Linked DNA regions of Mus musculus: region 1 is linked to region 2. A link is a loop called in an ENCODE intact Hi-C map of the cell type or tissue named here. Cell type or tissue: left cerebral cortex. All regions are shown on one strand.

Region 1 (8,000 bases), 270 kb before region 2:
CAAAAAAAAAAAAAAAAAAAAAAAAAAAAAAGCAGCTAGGTGTGGTGGTGCTCACTTTTAATCCCAGCACTCAGGAGGCAGAGGCACGTGGAGTTTGGAGCCAGCCTGGTCTACATAGTCCCAGGATAGCCAGAGCTATATTATCTTGAAAACAAAACCAAACAACAACAACAAAAACCCATAGACAGACAGAGAAGAAAAATGGGTAACTGGTCTTGGTGCATACCTGGTGCATACTGCCCAAGAGGCAAGAGGATTGCCCCATTTTTCTATTTGGGTTACATGTGAGTAGTCTATGCCTACATAGCAAAACCTGTCTCTACAACAAGCCTGGCCTGTGGCTCAGTGGTGCAACCCATGCCTAGAATGCCCCTAGAATGCCCAGTGAGGGGCGGGGGGTTGGGGGGGCTGGCTGGCTCAGAGAGTAAGGTTCTCGATTCTACCTCCAACACTAGGAAGAAGGGCAATGGGAAGTGGGTGGTGTAGTCAACTTGTGTACTGGAATCTCAAAAGACAATATAGAAATACAAACCCTGAGTCTACTGAGCCCCCGCCTTCCCAAGCCCTACTTCTCAGGTGCGGAACACAAAGCACAGCCTGTATCCATTGGCTCCCTCTGCCCACTGCCAGGGGAGTGGGTTTTTTTCTCGACTCTGGCATACTCCAGCTAGCCCCAGACTTTAGGCCTCTCCCCTCTTATAGCCTCAGTCTCCCCATCTGCCAATGCCGCAGTTAGGGCCCAGCATGAGGAAAGTTTTCACATTCAAAAACTCCAGGGCACCAGAAACCTGTGGAGTAGAGGGGAGCTGGGGCTGAGGCCAGCTTGAGTCTGTCTCTGGATACCACCGCCCACGGGAGTTCCTCACAACGTACAATTATCCCCACATCTCGGCTCTTCTTTTACTTGGCTTGCACTTGCATCCTTGTTGAAGGCAAGGATGGTTGAAGCTTCTCAAAATCCCAATATCTGGTTCAAGACATGCAGAACTGGACTGCACACCTTGGAAAGTGGAGGCAGGAGAATCCAAGTTACAAGCCAGCCTAGGCTGCATAGTGAGGTATTTGATCTAACTTTGACACACAAAATCACCACCACCACCACCAACAACAAATCAAGAGATCATCAGTAGATGGGTCTGGTTTTTCCCTGTAAACTTTTCCCATAGGGAAAACAACCATCACCAAGGACTCCCGGCTTCCAGAGACCTGAGTACAATCCACACCTGTCTCTGCACAACTGACACCTATGTGGGTGTCACATCTGTAAATGCTGTTCCAGCCAACAGGCAGTCCCGCTGATCCCAATTCAAGTATCATCAGATCCTGGCGGATGACTATAGAACTTTTAGGAATTTATCCAGTTTAGGGACGTGAAGAATCAGGATTTGAATCTCCCTACTCCGGTTTTTAGGTCTAAAGGTAGAATTTCCACATACTCGCCTTTCTCTAAGTTGCCGAAAACTTCCCACCCCCTGCTCAGTGACAAGGTTCCACCGCTAACCCCAGTTGCAAGGAAGAGCGAATTTATTGCAGGTTCCAACCTGGAACTTAGCGTGCACGGCTGGCCCACGGTTTCTCTGTAGCATGGCAACCCACCGTGCAACAGCTCATTCTGCGCAGGCGCAATGCTTCTCTCTCTTCTCTTTGCGCCCCTCCCGGGGCCTTCTCGCCAGAAATCGAGGATGCGCATGCGCTCTCCAGCAATCAGTTTGTGCAGGAGGAATCAGAACCCAACAGCAGGCCTCAGAGGGCCGCCGCCGTGGGGGAAGGGGAAGGGACAGGACGCGTGCGCAGTGGCGCGCGGCGACTTCGCGGGTTTCCCGAAGCTCGCCCTTCGCGCGTGCGCCGCCCTGGCTCTGTGCCTGGTGCGGCGGGAACAGCGAGAACCCCGGCTCCTAGCCGGAGTCCCCGGCCCGCAGCCAGCCATTGCGCGCCACCTGGCCCGCCGAGGGCCGGGCAGACGGGCTGAACTGTAGCAGCTCGGCGATCAAGGATTTGCATCGTTCCGACAGTTCGAGGCCGTCAGGGTAGAGCACGCCGCGCTTCTGGCGCCGGGGTAGGCCAGCAATGTCCGAGTCGTCGAAGGGCATGCACCCGGTGACCATGACGTAGAGCACAACGCCCAGGCTCCACACGTCGTATTTCTTAGGGTCGTAGGGGATGCCCAGGAGCACCTCAGGTGACGCATACGCGGCCGAGCCGCAGTAGGTGGTGCTCAGGTCTGGGTAGCCGTGCGCCTGGCGGCCGAAACCGAAATCCGTGATCTTGACGCGGCGCTCGTCAGGGCTTAGCAGCACGTTTTCGCACTTGAGGTCGCGGTGCACCAGGTGGTGGTCGTGCAGGTAGCGCACGGCGCCCGCGATCTGCGAGAAGAGTTCGCGCGCCTGCGACCCCGGGATGCGCCCGTTGCGCTGCACTGCCTGCAGCAGGTCGGTGGCTGCTGCCTCCATCACGATGTACAGCTTCCCATTGCACACTTCGATGAACTCGAAAACGTGTACGATGTGCGGGTGCCGTACTCCCCGCAGGATGGACAGCTCTCGAGGCAGGAACTTGTTGACGAAGTCCGGAGGCGCTCGCCGGCGGTCCACCACCTTGATGGCCACCGTCCCTTTATACTTCTTGGAGGTGGCCACTTTCACCTTGGAGTAGCTGCCCTCACCTATCGTGCGGCCCAGCTTATAGCCAAGTTCGCTCAGGAGTTTGTCGCCCGACATGGTGGCGCCCGGGGCGCGCGGGGAGCAGGAGGCGGCTGCTGTCGGGGGGCGGCCGGACTCCAATCTCGGGCCTAACCCATGGTGCTTGGCACCTGCACCCCCGTGCCCCCATGTGCCCACTCCCAAGGCCCTACAGCCGCGATGACTTTTATTGCCCGGGTAACAATTTCTGCCTTGTGAAGTGACTGCGGGCGTCACTCGGCCTTGGGGCGGGGACCCTCCCTCCCCCGCCCCGCGGGCTCCCTAAACCCTTCTTAGGCTTTGTGACTCAATCGCCCTTAATGGTCAGTTCCTCGTGAGAAGTCACTGGCGAGGAGACTGCCCACTGATGTGGAACAGGACAAGTCCCTCCCTGAAGTGATGGTGCTCAGGTGGGTGGGAACCAGCCTGTTGCCTCGAGCCTGGCTACCATGGCTCACGAAAGAAAGTAGGTGAACTCCCAAGGTTTTTAGTGCAAGAAACACGCCCGAGAGAGCTCTAGATGCAGACCACAGTTACTCCCTGCCTAGGGCCAGAGGGAGGAGGGACTGACTTCCGGATCGCAGCAAGGCTAGCGTAACGCTTCCAAATTATAGGGAACCTCCTGGGTGACGGAACTTCCGCCACACTCAAAATGGTGGTCGCGCGTTGCCTCACTTCCGCTGGTGGCCGGAAGTTGCGGGTCCTGCAAGTATGGCGGCGTCGAAGGTGAAGCAGGACATGCCCCCGCCAGGGGGCTACGGCCCCATCGACTACAAGCGGAACCTGCCCCGCCGGGGACTGTCGGGTCAGTGTCTCAGTGTCGTCCTGTTCGTCGCAGACCAGGCTTTTGTTATGCGGTTAGACGAGAGAGGGCAGCCTGCGGGCTTCAGAGTGCACAGTGTGAGCGGAGGCTGAGTTGGAATCTTGGTTTTCTAGTGCAGCATCCCGGAAGCCAGAATGTTCATGTCCCCTAGTTTCCAGCTGGCTTCCACGGGCCTGGAAACTAAGCCTGCGAGAAGCACTAACCTGGAGTTTGGAGGCTTTTGTTTTGTTTTAGGCTGGCCTCAAACTCCGTAGCAGAGACTGATCTAGAACTCCTGATCTCTTGCCTTCACTTCCGAAGGCTATGCTCATAGGTATGCACCGTTATACGTATTTTTTTTTTAATGTTTTTAAATTTTTTTTTTTTTTTTTTTTTTTTTTTTTTTTTGCAGATAGGGACTTACTATATAGCCCAGGCTGGCCTCAAACTCGTGGCGACCCTGCCTTTGCCAATGGATTGCTGGGATGACAGACAGGTCCACCCAAGGCAAGATGTGTGTTGATTGTAACATAGCATAGAAGGCTAGTCTTAAACTCTAGCCTCCCTAGTGCTGGTTCCTCTTCTGGCATTCTCTGCCCACCCCCAGCCCCCACCCCCACCGGCTTTCGTGGAGCCCAGGCCAGCCTGAAATTATGAACACCCCAACTCTATGCCTTCATAGTACCAGGATGACAGGCATGTGCCCACCAGGCTGTGTTTTTAAGTTTTTAAAAGTGTTTTAAGTAACATTTAGAATTTTATTATCGATTTCAACAGGAAAAGAATATGAAGAAAGTTAAAGTCCCCACTGTCAGTGCTCAGAGTTACAGAAATACAGTAGTTAGCAACTGGGGCCCAATTGGTAGAGTGCCTGCCTAGCCTTTCAAAGCCCTAGGTCGCACCCCTGGCACTGCATAAACAGGACTTGGTGGTGCACACCCATCATCTCAGCATTTTGGATGCTGAAGCAAAACGGATTGATGGTTAGGGTCATCCTGGGCTACATAGATCAACCTGGACTACATGATCCCATCTCACCCTAGAAGAAGAGAGAGATGGGCTTAGGGACTGTAAGATGGCACAGTGGTTAAGGGCATTGATGCTCTTCCAAAGGACCTGAGTTTGCTAACTCCACCTTCTACAAATTCAGATTTTTAGATTTTAATTCATCAGACTTTAATGTGCATATTATAGAAACTGTGCCTCAACTAAGCAAACAAAATGTTCTGGTCCTGTGTGATGGCTCACCTGTGATTCTAGACATGAGAAGCAAAGATGGGTCACAACAAGTTCAAGGCTAGCCTAGGCTATGTGGAGAGTGTTTGGTTCTGGATTATATAGAGAAGAGCCTCTTGGTGAAGGGCAGCCCAGACCCTGGGCTAGATAGTTGAGAGTTGTGGGCAAGATGTGCCAGGTACAGACTGAGGGATGCTGGGAGAACCTGGAGGCCAGGTCACGCTGCTTTGGTATGTAAAATATGAACCTCTGTCCCTTGTTCCAGGGTCCAAATCCAAATGTCAAGTTCCAGCCAGCCAGGAACATATTGTGAGAAACTGGTTTTAAAACCCAAAAACTAGCCAGGCAGTGATGGTACAAACCTTTAATCCCAGCACTGGGGAGGCAGAGGCAGGCGGATTTCTGAGTTCAAGGCCAGTCTGGTCTACAGAGTGAGCTCCAGGACAGCCAGGGCTACACAAAGAAACCCTGTCTGGAAAAACCAAAAAAAGAAAGGAAAAAAAAGGAATATTTATCTATTTTATATATATATATGAGTACACTGTAGTTGTCTTCAGACACACCAAAAGAGGGCATTGGATTCTATTACAGATGGTTGTGAGCCACCATGTGGTTACTGGGAATTGAACTCAGGACCTCTGGAAGAGCAGCCAGTGCTCTTAACCTCTGAGCCACCTCTCCAGCCCCCTCCAGGCCTTTTGAGACACAGATGGCAGACTAGAATACCCTCCCCATTCCCAGGGCCTCACCTGCTGTTCTGACAGTGAGGCAGATCCTCTGTCCACTTCTCCCTCCTGTCTCTTCCTTTTTTCTTTTTTCTTACATTTTGTGTGTGACTTAGTACAGATGTGAATGCGCCTCTTTTGCACATAAAGGGTAGAGGACAACTTGAGGAATGTGCTTCCTTCTGCCCCATGGGTCTTAGGGATTCAGCCCTTTTACTCATCTTGCCAGCCTCTATCTTTATTCTTTCTTCCTTAAACATTTAAAAACTGTATGGTTCTGATTTCTTGCATCTATGCATGTATACTGCACGCATGACTGGTACCTGTGCGAACCACAAGAGGTCATCAGATTCCCTGGAACTGAAGTTATGTGAGTTGCCATGTAGGTGCTGCAAACTGAGCCTATGTCTTCTGCAAGAACAGCAAGTGCCCGCCCACGCCCACCCCCACCTTGCCACACCCCAATATAGCCCTGGCTATTCTGGAACTCATGGGATCAAAGGCATGTGCCACCCTGCCTGGCTCCCCCCCCCCCCCCGCCCTACTTTTTAGTATTTATTATTGTGCTTGAATGTCTGTGGGGAGCGTGGGAATGTGGAGGTCAGAGAACAGCTTTGCAGAGTCAGTTTTCTTCTGTCTTTCTGTGGGTTCCATTCTGCAGTTAGTGTTTACCAGCTGAACCATTTTTGCCAGCCTCTCTCTTTCAGCTTTCTCTGAAGTGTGGCCCACTTAGGCCTGCACTTAGACTGAGCTAGTGGTCTCCTCAAGTCAGGGTGTCTTACTTATTTATTTGTTTATTGGTTTTTTGAGACAGGGTTTCTCTGTGTAGCCCTAGCTGTCCTAGAACTCACTCTGTAGACCAGGCTGGGCACCAAACTCGGAGATCTGCCTGCCTCTGCCTCCTGTGTGCTGGGATTAAAGGTGTGCGCCACTGCCCGGCATATAATGTTTGTCTTCCTGCATTTATTTAGAGACAAGGTTTCATTGTAGCCCTTTTCGAGGATGACCCTGAGTTTCTGATTCTTCTGCTTCTGCCTCCTGAATGCTGGGTGACACTTGGTGTGTGTCACTAAGCCTAGCTTCTTCACTGTGAATAGGGATCCCAGGGCTTATGCCTGTTAGCAGGTCGTCTACCACTTCAGCCATGTGCCTCATTTAGAGACTGGGTCTCACTATGTAGCCATGGCTGGCTCTCCATGTAGACCAGACTGGTCTCAAACTCACAGAGATCTGCCTGTCTCTGTCTCCCAACTGCTGGGATTGAAGAAGAGCCCCAGCACACATGGATAAGACTGAAGTGTCTGTATGTGCACGGGAATGCAGGTGCTTATGGAGGCTGGAGGAAGGCATCAAATTCCCTGGAGTTGGGGTTGTAAGTGGCTGTAAGGCACCCATTGTAGTTTGGGGCACAGAACTCTGTCCCTACACTTAACCTCAGAGCCATGACTCCAGCTCTGCGGAAGTTTTCTTGTGTAGTCACGGGTGGCCTTTGTCCTGAGTTCCAGCCTAGCTAACTGCACATGGCTGGTTCTTTCCCAAAGAGCTTCCAGTCTAGCTGATGGACTCATAGTGTCAGCATTCCTACCTGTGCCTCTGCTCCTGGTCGCCAGGAACTGCTGTAGCCTGGGGAAGTGAGGAGGAGCCTCCCTGTGAGCAGACCTCAAACTGGCGTCTCCCAGACTGGTTTCGGACAGGCCTGTGTTCTGCGCCTCCCTCAGCTTCACCAGCACCCTGGTGTTCTGCACCAGGCAGCCCTTTCATTGTTGTTGTTTGGGGGTTTGAAACAGTCTCACTGTGTAGCTCCAGGCTGGGCAGGAACTTACATTGTAGCCCAGGTTGGCATTGAACTCAGAGATTCCTGTGCTTCTGACTCCTGAGTGCTGACATTAAAGGTGTTGAGTCACTGCACCAGGCAGCGTATGTGTTCTTCATTATTGGTGACTTGAGTCTGTATCTTGGCTCCTATGTCATCTCTGCAAATATTGTGATTCCCTGTGGCCTGTTGAGCTAATGGTGTCCTTTACAACAGGAATGGTTCTCTTATTTAAGGAATTTGCATTTGTGTTTGTCTAGAGTACTTTTATGTATCCATTGTGAGTTGGGTCAGGGGCTGTATGATGCTGTATACAGCTCCTCTATTTGTTTGAACCAGGTTCTCACTCTGTATCCCTGGCTGGGCTGGAGCTTGCAGTAAACTGGGGAAGCCAGTTCTTGTGCCCCACCCACCTCCTGAGCGCTGGGATTATAGGAGCGCTTGATGGTCTAGACCTCTATGTAGATGGGGCTGATGGGGTTTACCTGCCTCTGCCACTCAAGCCTTTCTATATTACTCCCAGCCTACGCCTAAGATGGCCCCAGACTCCCTATGTAACCAAGGATGACCTTGAACTATTGTTTCTCCTGCTTCCACTTCCCAAGTCAAGTGGTGGGATCACAGACATGCATTGCCACTCCTGGTTTGTGTTATTAGGGATGGAACCCAGGAGGTTATCGTGTTAGGCAGGCAAGTATTCTACCAGCTGAGCCAGCCCCAGGGAAGCAGGGCCACTGTGCATCTCA
Region 2 (8,000 bases):
AGGATGAGAAAGGACACTTCAAACTGGTCAAAGGAAAAATCTACCAAGATGAACTCTCAATTCTGAACATCTGTGCTCCAAATGCAAGGGCACCCACATTCATAAAAGAAACTTTACTAAAGCTCAAAGCACACAATACACTCCACACAACAGTAGTGGGAGACTTCAACACCCTATTCTCAGCAATGGACAAGTCATGGAAACAGAAATTAAACAGAGACACAGTGAGAATAACAGAAGTTATGAATCAAATGTATCTAACAGGTATTTATAGAACATTTCATCCTAAAGCAAAAGAATATACTTTCTTCTCAGCACCTCATGGTACCTTCTCTAAAACTGACCATATAATTGACCACAAAATAGGCCTCAACAGATACAAGAAGATTGAAATAATCTCATGCATCCTATCAGATCACTATGGATTAAGGCTGACCTTAAATACCAACAAAAACAATGGAAAGCATACATATACATGAAAGCTGAACATTGCTCAATTCAATGATAATTTGGTCAAGGAAGAAATAAAGAAAGAAATTAAAGACTTTTTAGAATTTAATGAAAATGAAGACACATCATACCAAAACTTATGGGACACGATGAAAGCAGTGGTAAGAGGAAAACTCATAGCTCTAAGTGCCTCTAAAAAGAAACTGGAGAGAACTTACACTACCAGCTTGATAGTACAACTGAAAGATCTAGAACAAAAAGAAGCAAATACACCCAAGAGAAGTAGAAGGCTGGAAATAATCAAACTCAGGGCTGAAGTCAACCAAGTACAAACAAAAAGAACTATACAAAGAATCAACAAAACCAGGAGCTGGTTCCTTGAGAAAATCAACAAGATAGATAGACCCTTAACCAGATTAACCAGAGGACACAGAGACAGTATCCAAATTAATAAAATCAGAAATGAAAAGGGAGATATAACAACGGAAAGCATGGAAATTAAAAAATCATCATATCCTATTACAAAAGTTTATACTCAACTAAATTGGAAAATCTTTATGAAATGGACAATTTTCTAGATACATACAGGATGTCAAAGTTAAACAGGATCAAATAAGCCATCTAAATAATCCCATAACCTCTAAAGAAATAGAAGCAGTCATTAAGTCTCCCAACCAAAACCAGCCCAGGACCAGATAGGTTTAGTGGAGAATTCTAACAGACCTTTCAAGAAGACCTAATTACCAATACTCTTTAAACTATTCCACAAAATAGAAACAGAAGGTACACTATCTAACTCATTCTATGAAGCCACAATTACACTTATACCTAAACCACACAAGGGCCAAATGAAGAAAGAAAACTTCAGACCAATTTCCCTTATGAACATTTATGCAAAAATACTCAATAAAATTCTTGCCAACTGAATCTAAGAATACATCAAAATGATCATTCACCACGATCAAGTAGGCTTCACCCCAGGGATGCAGGGATGGTTCAATGTATGGAAATCCATCAATGTAATCTACTACATAAACAAACTCAAAGAAAAAACCCCCACATGATCACTTCATTAGATGCTGAAAAAGCATTTAACAAAATTCAGCATCCCTTCATGTTAAAAGTCTTGGAAAGATCAGGTATTCAAGGCCCATACCTAAACATAATAAAAGCAATATACAGAAAATCACTAGCCAACATCAAACTGAATGGAGAGAAACTTGAAGCAATTTCATTAAGATCAGGGACTAGACAAGGCTGCCCACTCTCTCCCTATCTATTCAACATAGTACTTGAAGTTCTAGCTAGGGCAATTAGACAACAAAAGGAGGTCAAGGGGTACAAATTGGAAACAAAGAAGTCAAAATATCACTGTTTGCAGAAGACATGATCATATACTTAAGTGACCCAAAAAATTCCACCAGAGAACTCCTACAGCTAATAAAGAACTTCAGCAAAGTGACTGGATATAAAATTAACTCAAACAAATCCATGACCTTCTTCTACTCAAAGGATAAACAGGCTGAGGCAGAAATTAGGGAAACAACACCCTTCACTATAAAATATATTGGTGTGACTCTAACTAAGCAAGTGAATGATCTATATGACAAGAACTTCAAGTTTCTGAAGAAAGAAATCGAAGTAGATCTCAGAAGATGGAAAGATCTCCCATGCTCATGGACTGGCAGAATTAATATAGTAAAAATGGCCATCTTGCCGAAAGCAATTTACAGATTCAATGCAATCCCCATCAAAATTCCAACTCAACTCTACCTAGAGTTAGAAAGAACAATTTGCAAATTCATTTGGAATAACAAAAACCCAGAATAGCGAAAATGATTCTCAACAATAAAAAAACTTCTAGGGGAATTACCATCCCCAACCTCAAGCTGTATTACAGAGAAATAGTAGTAAAAACTGCATGGTATTGATACAGAGACAGGCTGGAAGATCAGTGGAATGGAATTGAAGACCCAGAAATGAACCCATACACATATGGTCACTTGATCTTTGACAAAGAAGCTAAAGCCATCCAGTATAAAAAACGAGCATTTTTAACAAATAGTGCTGGCTCAACTGGTGGTTAGCATGTAGAAGAATGCAAATTGACCCATTCTTATCTCCTTATACAAAGCTCAAATCTAGGTGGATCAAGGACCTCCACATAAAACCAGAAACACTGAAACTTATAGAGGAGGAAGTGGGGAAGAGCCTCTAAGATATGGGCACAGGGGGAAAATTCCTGAACAGAACACCAATGGCTTGTGCTGTAAGATCAAGAATTGACAAATGGGACCTCATAAAATTGCAAAGCTTCTGTAAGCAAATGACACTGTCAATAAGGCAAAAAGGCAACCAACAGATTGGGAAAGGATCTTTACCAACCCTACATCTGATAGAGGGCTAATATCCAATATATACAAAGAACTCAAGAAGTTAGACTCCAGAGAACCAAATAACCCTATTAAAAATGGGGTACAGAGCTAAACAAAGAATTCTTAACTGAGAAATACTAAATGGCTGAGAAGCACCTAAAGAAATGTTCAGCATCCTTAGTCATCAGGGAAATGTAAATCGAAAGAACCCTGAGATTCCACCTCATACCAGTCAGAATGGCTAAGATCAAAAACTCAGGTGACAGCAGATGCTGGAGAGGATGTGGAGAAAGAGGAACACTCCTCCATTGTTGGTGGTATTGCAAGCTGGTACAACCACTCTGTAAATCAGTTTGGCAGTTCCTCGAAAATTGGACATAGTATTACCTGAGGACCCAGCTCTACCACTCCTGGGCATATAACTAGAAGATACTCCAACATGTAAGAAGGACACATGCTCCACTATGTTCATAGCAGTCTTTTTTATAAGAGGTAGGAGTTGGAAACAACCCTGATCCCTGATTTGAAGATTTGATCCTTCAAATCTGGAATGGATTCAGGAAATGTGGTACATTTACACAATGGAGTAGTACTCAGCTATTAAAAACGAATTCATGAAATTCTTAGGCAAATGGATAGAACTAGAAAATATCATCCTTAGTGAGGTAACCCAGGTGCAAAAGAAAACACATTTTATACACTCACTGATAAGTGAATACTAGCTCCAAAGCTCCAAATAACCAGGATACAAGTCACAGACTGCATGAAGCTCAGTAAGAAGGAAGAACAAAGTATGGTTGCTTCGGTCCTTCTTAGAAGGAGAACAAAATATTCACAGGAGCAAATATGGAGATAAAGTGTAGAGCAGAGACTACAGGAAAGGGCACTCAGAGTCTGTCCCACCTGGGGATTCATCCCAAATACAGTTACCAAACCCAGACACTACTGTGGATGCCAAGAAGTGCATGCTGAAAGGAGCCTGATATGGCTATCTCCTGAGAGGCCCTGCCAGATTCTTACAAATACAGAGATGGATGTTGGCAGCCAATCATTGGACTGAGCATGGGATTCCCCAATAGAGGAGTTAGAGAAAGGACTGAAGTAGAGGATGGCCTTGTCATGCATCAATGGAAGGAGAGGTCCTTGGTCCTATGAAGGCTCGATAGATGCCCCAGTATAGGGGAATTGATGGCTGGGAGGTGGGAGTGGGTGTGTGGTTGGGTGGAGTAACACCCTCATAGAAACAGGGTGAGGAAGAATGTAATAAGGTGTTTCTTGGAGGGAGGGAAACCGGGAAAGGGGATAACATATGAAATGTAAATAAATATCCAATAAAAAAGAAAAGAAAAAAAATGGCTTTAGGCACATTGACTGAGGCGGACTACGAGTTTGAGGCTCTTGTACACAATAAAGGAAGAGTCTCAACAAAAATATTCTGAAGAAGCTATGGTACAGTGCCCCCTGAACTGTCATCACCAAACACTAGTTTGGTTCTTTCAGCGGACTTGTCCCTAGGTAAGTCAGAGTCACAAAACTGGCCTGACATCGTTAACTATTTTCACTGGTCAGGGTCCTGGAATCATTCAGTAGGGCACACCTAGAGGTACACAAGAGCCATGAACCTATGTTGACACCTGCTGGCCACCGCAACACTAAACAATGGGCTCTAGACTCACAGCCTAAGGAACTGCAAGAGGAGCTACTCCTGTCACTCAGATCACCTAGAGCAGTTCTAACCAATCAGGAGCTACAGACAGGTTGTCCAATCAGAAGCTTCTAGGAGGCGGGGGGGCGGGTTCTTTTCGGCCGCCATGTTAGCTAAAGGTTCTTCACCGAAACTGAGGAAAGCCGTTGTGGGAGCCAGTGCTTGGAGCTGTGTGGGGGAGCGCGGGTGAGCTCGGAGCCTGGCAATGGTGAGCGAGGGCCGCTGTCCCCTGATGGGAGGAGCGGCCGGCTGGGCTGCGGGAGCCGGGGTGGTGGGTCCTCCCTGGGGTTGGGGCAGTGAACGCGGGGACGTCGGGGCTGCGACCTGGGCCTCCGCCTGCGGTCCGTAGGTACTTCCGCCCTGATCCTCTTGGCGTCAGCGCTGAGCGGGAGGTCCCGCCCTGCGGGGGGCGGGGGATGGGCGGAAGCCAGTACGCGGATGACGTCACGATCCGGGCTGGCGGGGACGTCCTGCTTTTGGTGGTGCGCTGAAGGCTGCTTGCTAGACTAAGGCTGTCTAGGTTCTTTGTGCTGTCTTCGAGAAGTTCTGAACTTTGCTTTCCACATGTAAGTGTGGCAACCTCTTTAGGTTAATTTTACGACATTTGTAAAGTCCAGTGAGTTTCTTTGCAAAGATGTTTAAAACCAGCTCTGGGAAAGATGACTTGTCTCCTTGAATTTATTTTGTTCTTCGGTCAGACATCCTTTGATTATATTTTTGTTTTTATTTCTGCTTATGCATTTGTGGGCTTGTTAATTTTTCTTCCCTCAAATAGTGCATTGTTTTGCGTACCGAGGTTCGCCGAGAACTGTTAGTCAGGAAGCATTGTAGTCGATTCTTCTGTATTGTGTTCACCATTCTGGTCCTTTTCTTCATTTCCACACAACCTTTATTTCTTGTTTATTTTAGCATTTTTATTGGAAGTATGTTGAACTACTAGTTTAAACTGAGAACATGAGCATACTATGCTAGAAATAAGATAGACACATTTGTATCTCCCCAAAGTATCAAATATTTTTGAATAACAATAAACTTAAAAGGTTTTGATGGCAGCAATTTGCCAAGTGATTTCACTTACATTTGTAATTAGGACAAGGTTAATGTGGGTTTTATTCTAGTCTTTTTTTTTTAAGATTTATTTATTTTATGTATGTGAGTACACTTTCGCTCTCTTCAGACGCAATGGAAGAGAGCATCTGATCCCATTACAGATGGTTGTGAGCCACCATGTGGTTGCTGGGAATTGAACATAGGACCTCTGGAGGAGCAGTCAATGCTCTTAACCACTGAGCCATCTCTCCAGCCCTTCTTTTAGTTTTAATTGTTAATATTAATTCTCATGTCAAAGCACACAGTATATCTCTGCATATATTTAGTTTATAAAATGAATACTTAGAAGTAGGCTGAGAGAAATGTAGGTAGAGTTTGTCCTGATATGAAAAGGAACTCAAAACAATTGTGCCACAGGGAGCGAGCCTTTGATGAAGTCACAGAGAGGACTCAGGCTTGTCAGCCATGCTGCTTAGTTCTAGATAGAAGGCCCTGAGAGCAGGCAACTGTGGGCTCAGGTCCAGGTCTGGATAGGGACTAGGTGGAAGGCCAGGCAGGTGAGTAGGTGAGTCATGGGGCCTATTGAAACCTCAGGGACAAAAGTCTCTACTTGTCCTTTCTTCATCTATATACTAGTTATCAGACGATAGGATGGTTTGGGGTCAGACATCCTAGTGCTAGTAGGTGTCTATCAATTTAAGAGGCCAGGAGAGGGATTTATGCCCTTCCCTGGTTTCCCTGATAGCATTGTAATACATGCCCATCTAGTCTCAACTCACCCTGATAAACTTACAGAGTAGCCCTCTTTCTGTTCTCAGGAACAAGCCTGTGATATCTGGCTGAACAGATAGTATTGTTTGTGCATGTACCAAGGGGCTGGAGTCATTCTCTTTCCTCAAAATGGAGTCAAATGGAGTCACTCAGGGCAAGGCATTGTCTGGAAAACCACTGTTTTCTCACAGTATGGAGTAACTTGGGACAGGACACAGCCGACTGTGCCCTTCAACACTTCACGTCCAGGATCCTGCAGTAGCACTTGCTTTATTAGGTTCATTGCTTTCATTGGTGATTTGAAGTGTGAGGCTGGAGAGCTGGCTTAGTGGTTAAGAGCACTGCTGCTCTTGTAGATTGATTTCCAGTGACCACATGGTGGCTTAAACCGTTCTGTAATTTCATTCCAAGGAGATATGAAGCCCTCTTCTGGCCTTCGTGGGTACCAGGCATGCATGTGGTGGAAGCAAAACACCCATACATGTAAAATACATAATTTAAAAAAAAAAAGAAAGTTATAGTTAATGTCTGCGGACTTCCCCTCCCAACCCCTTATTTTGTCTTTTTTAGACAAAATCTCACTTGTGACCTGTCTGACCTGGAACTCTGGAACTTTGTAGACCAGTGTGGTCTGGAAATCACAGCAGTCTGCCTGTCTCTGCCTTTTGAGTCTGTGCAACACCACACCCAGTATGTCTGTAGTTCTTTGTTTTATTTGTGTATTTTCTTTGTGTCATTTATCTCTACTGGTGTACAAGCAGCGTAGTGTTTTTCCTTTTATATCCTATTGCTTATTGCCAATGTACAGGAGTAGGATAGAATTATGTATCCTATATGTTTGCTATGGTATCACATTAATTCCTTGAATTTTTTGAGTTTTGAGATTTTCTTTGGGCAAAACCAGTTTTTTATTTCTTCCGAAGAAGCTTACTTCCCCTTTTGTTGACATACAGTTTTATTCTCCCTTAAATATAGCATGATAATGATTTAAAATTAATTTTATATTTTATTTCTGTGGGTGTATTGCCCACAGAAGTAAGTCTGTGTGCTGGTGCCTGGGGAGGACAGAGGAGGGTGTTAGATCCCCTGGAACTGGTGTTGCAGATGGCTGTGAGCCACCGGGGTGCTGGGAATTGAACCTGGGTCCTCTGGAAGAGCAGGCAGGCAGTGCTTTAACATTGGCGCCCTCTCTCCAGCCCACTCATGTGACTGTTGTTATTTACTGTTGATGGTGGATTCCATCGTTTCTAACTTTTCTTGGGGAGGTGCATGTTGAGAATTGAAATCTGGTTCTTGTGTGCTCTGCCATTGAGCTTCATCCAGTTTGAATTTTGAAGTTTAGTTGGTTTTGCATACCTGTCTTAATTTCTACTTGGTTGCAGTATGTAAGTTTTGATTTGGTTTAGTTAATTTCTGTATTATGTTGAGGTGGGTCCTTGTGTAGGTATGGATGGCCTCAAATTCCTGATTCTTTTGCTGCCTCCAAAGTTCTGGAGTAGCAAGTATGACTCATGATACTGTTTTTCTTTAAGATTTTTTTTTTATAACTTAAACAAATTTCCCCTTTAACAATTTCCTACGTATATAAAGTGCATGCTGTGGTCCATCCTCTCTGACTCCAGCACACCCCCGTCCTGCCTTATCCCTGC

The links. A loop is a pair of places that touch in the nucleus more often than their neighbours do. Peaks named below come from ENCODE experiments on the same cell type or tissue, not always from the same donor. Only the 100,000 strongest peaks of a DNase experiment are listed, where the experiment ranks them.
Region 1: it touches region 2 in a loop (7-fold over the local background); 3 of 42 quality-filtered maps call a loop at or near these places.

What each region holds. Positions count from the first base shown.
Region 1 is chr8:69,897,025-69,905,024 of GRCm38, reverse strand. Ndufa13 (NADH:ubiquinone oxidoreductase subunit A13) reads left to right here and starts at 3,005. Exons shown (of 5, transcript NM_001382215.1): 1 at 3,005-3,088; 2 at 3,293-3,483. The coding sequence starts at 3,390. It overlaps Tssk6 (testis-specific serine kinase 6), which reads right to left and starts at 2,841. Exons shown (of 1, transcript NM_032004.2): 1 at 1,507-2,841. The coding sequence starts at 2,717. The coding sequence ends at 1,896. In left cerebral cortex, CTCF peaks have their summits at 2,276, 3,446 and 5,777 (motif pointing right); DNase peaks (open chromatin) are centred at 1,700, 2,465 and 3,328; H3K4me3 peaks cover 3,602 bases; H3K27ac peaks cover 2,522 bases.
Region 2 is chr8:69,622,173-69,630,172 of GRCm38, reverse strand. Zfp868 (zinc finger protein 868) reads left to right here and starts at 4,625. Exons shown (of 5, transcript NM_172754.2): 1 at 4,625-4,738. In left cerebral cortex, CTCF peaks have their summits at 4,438 (motif pointing left), 4,934 and 6,753 (motif pointing left); DNase peaks (open chromatin) are centred at 4,614 and 4,909; H3K4me3 peaks cover 1,818 bases; H3K27ac peaks cover 1,075 bases.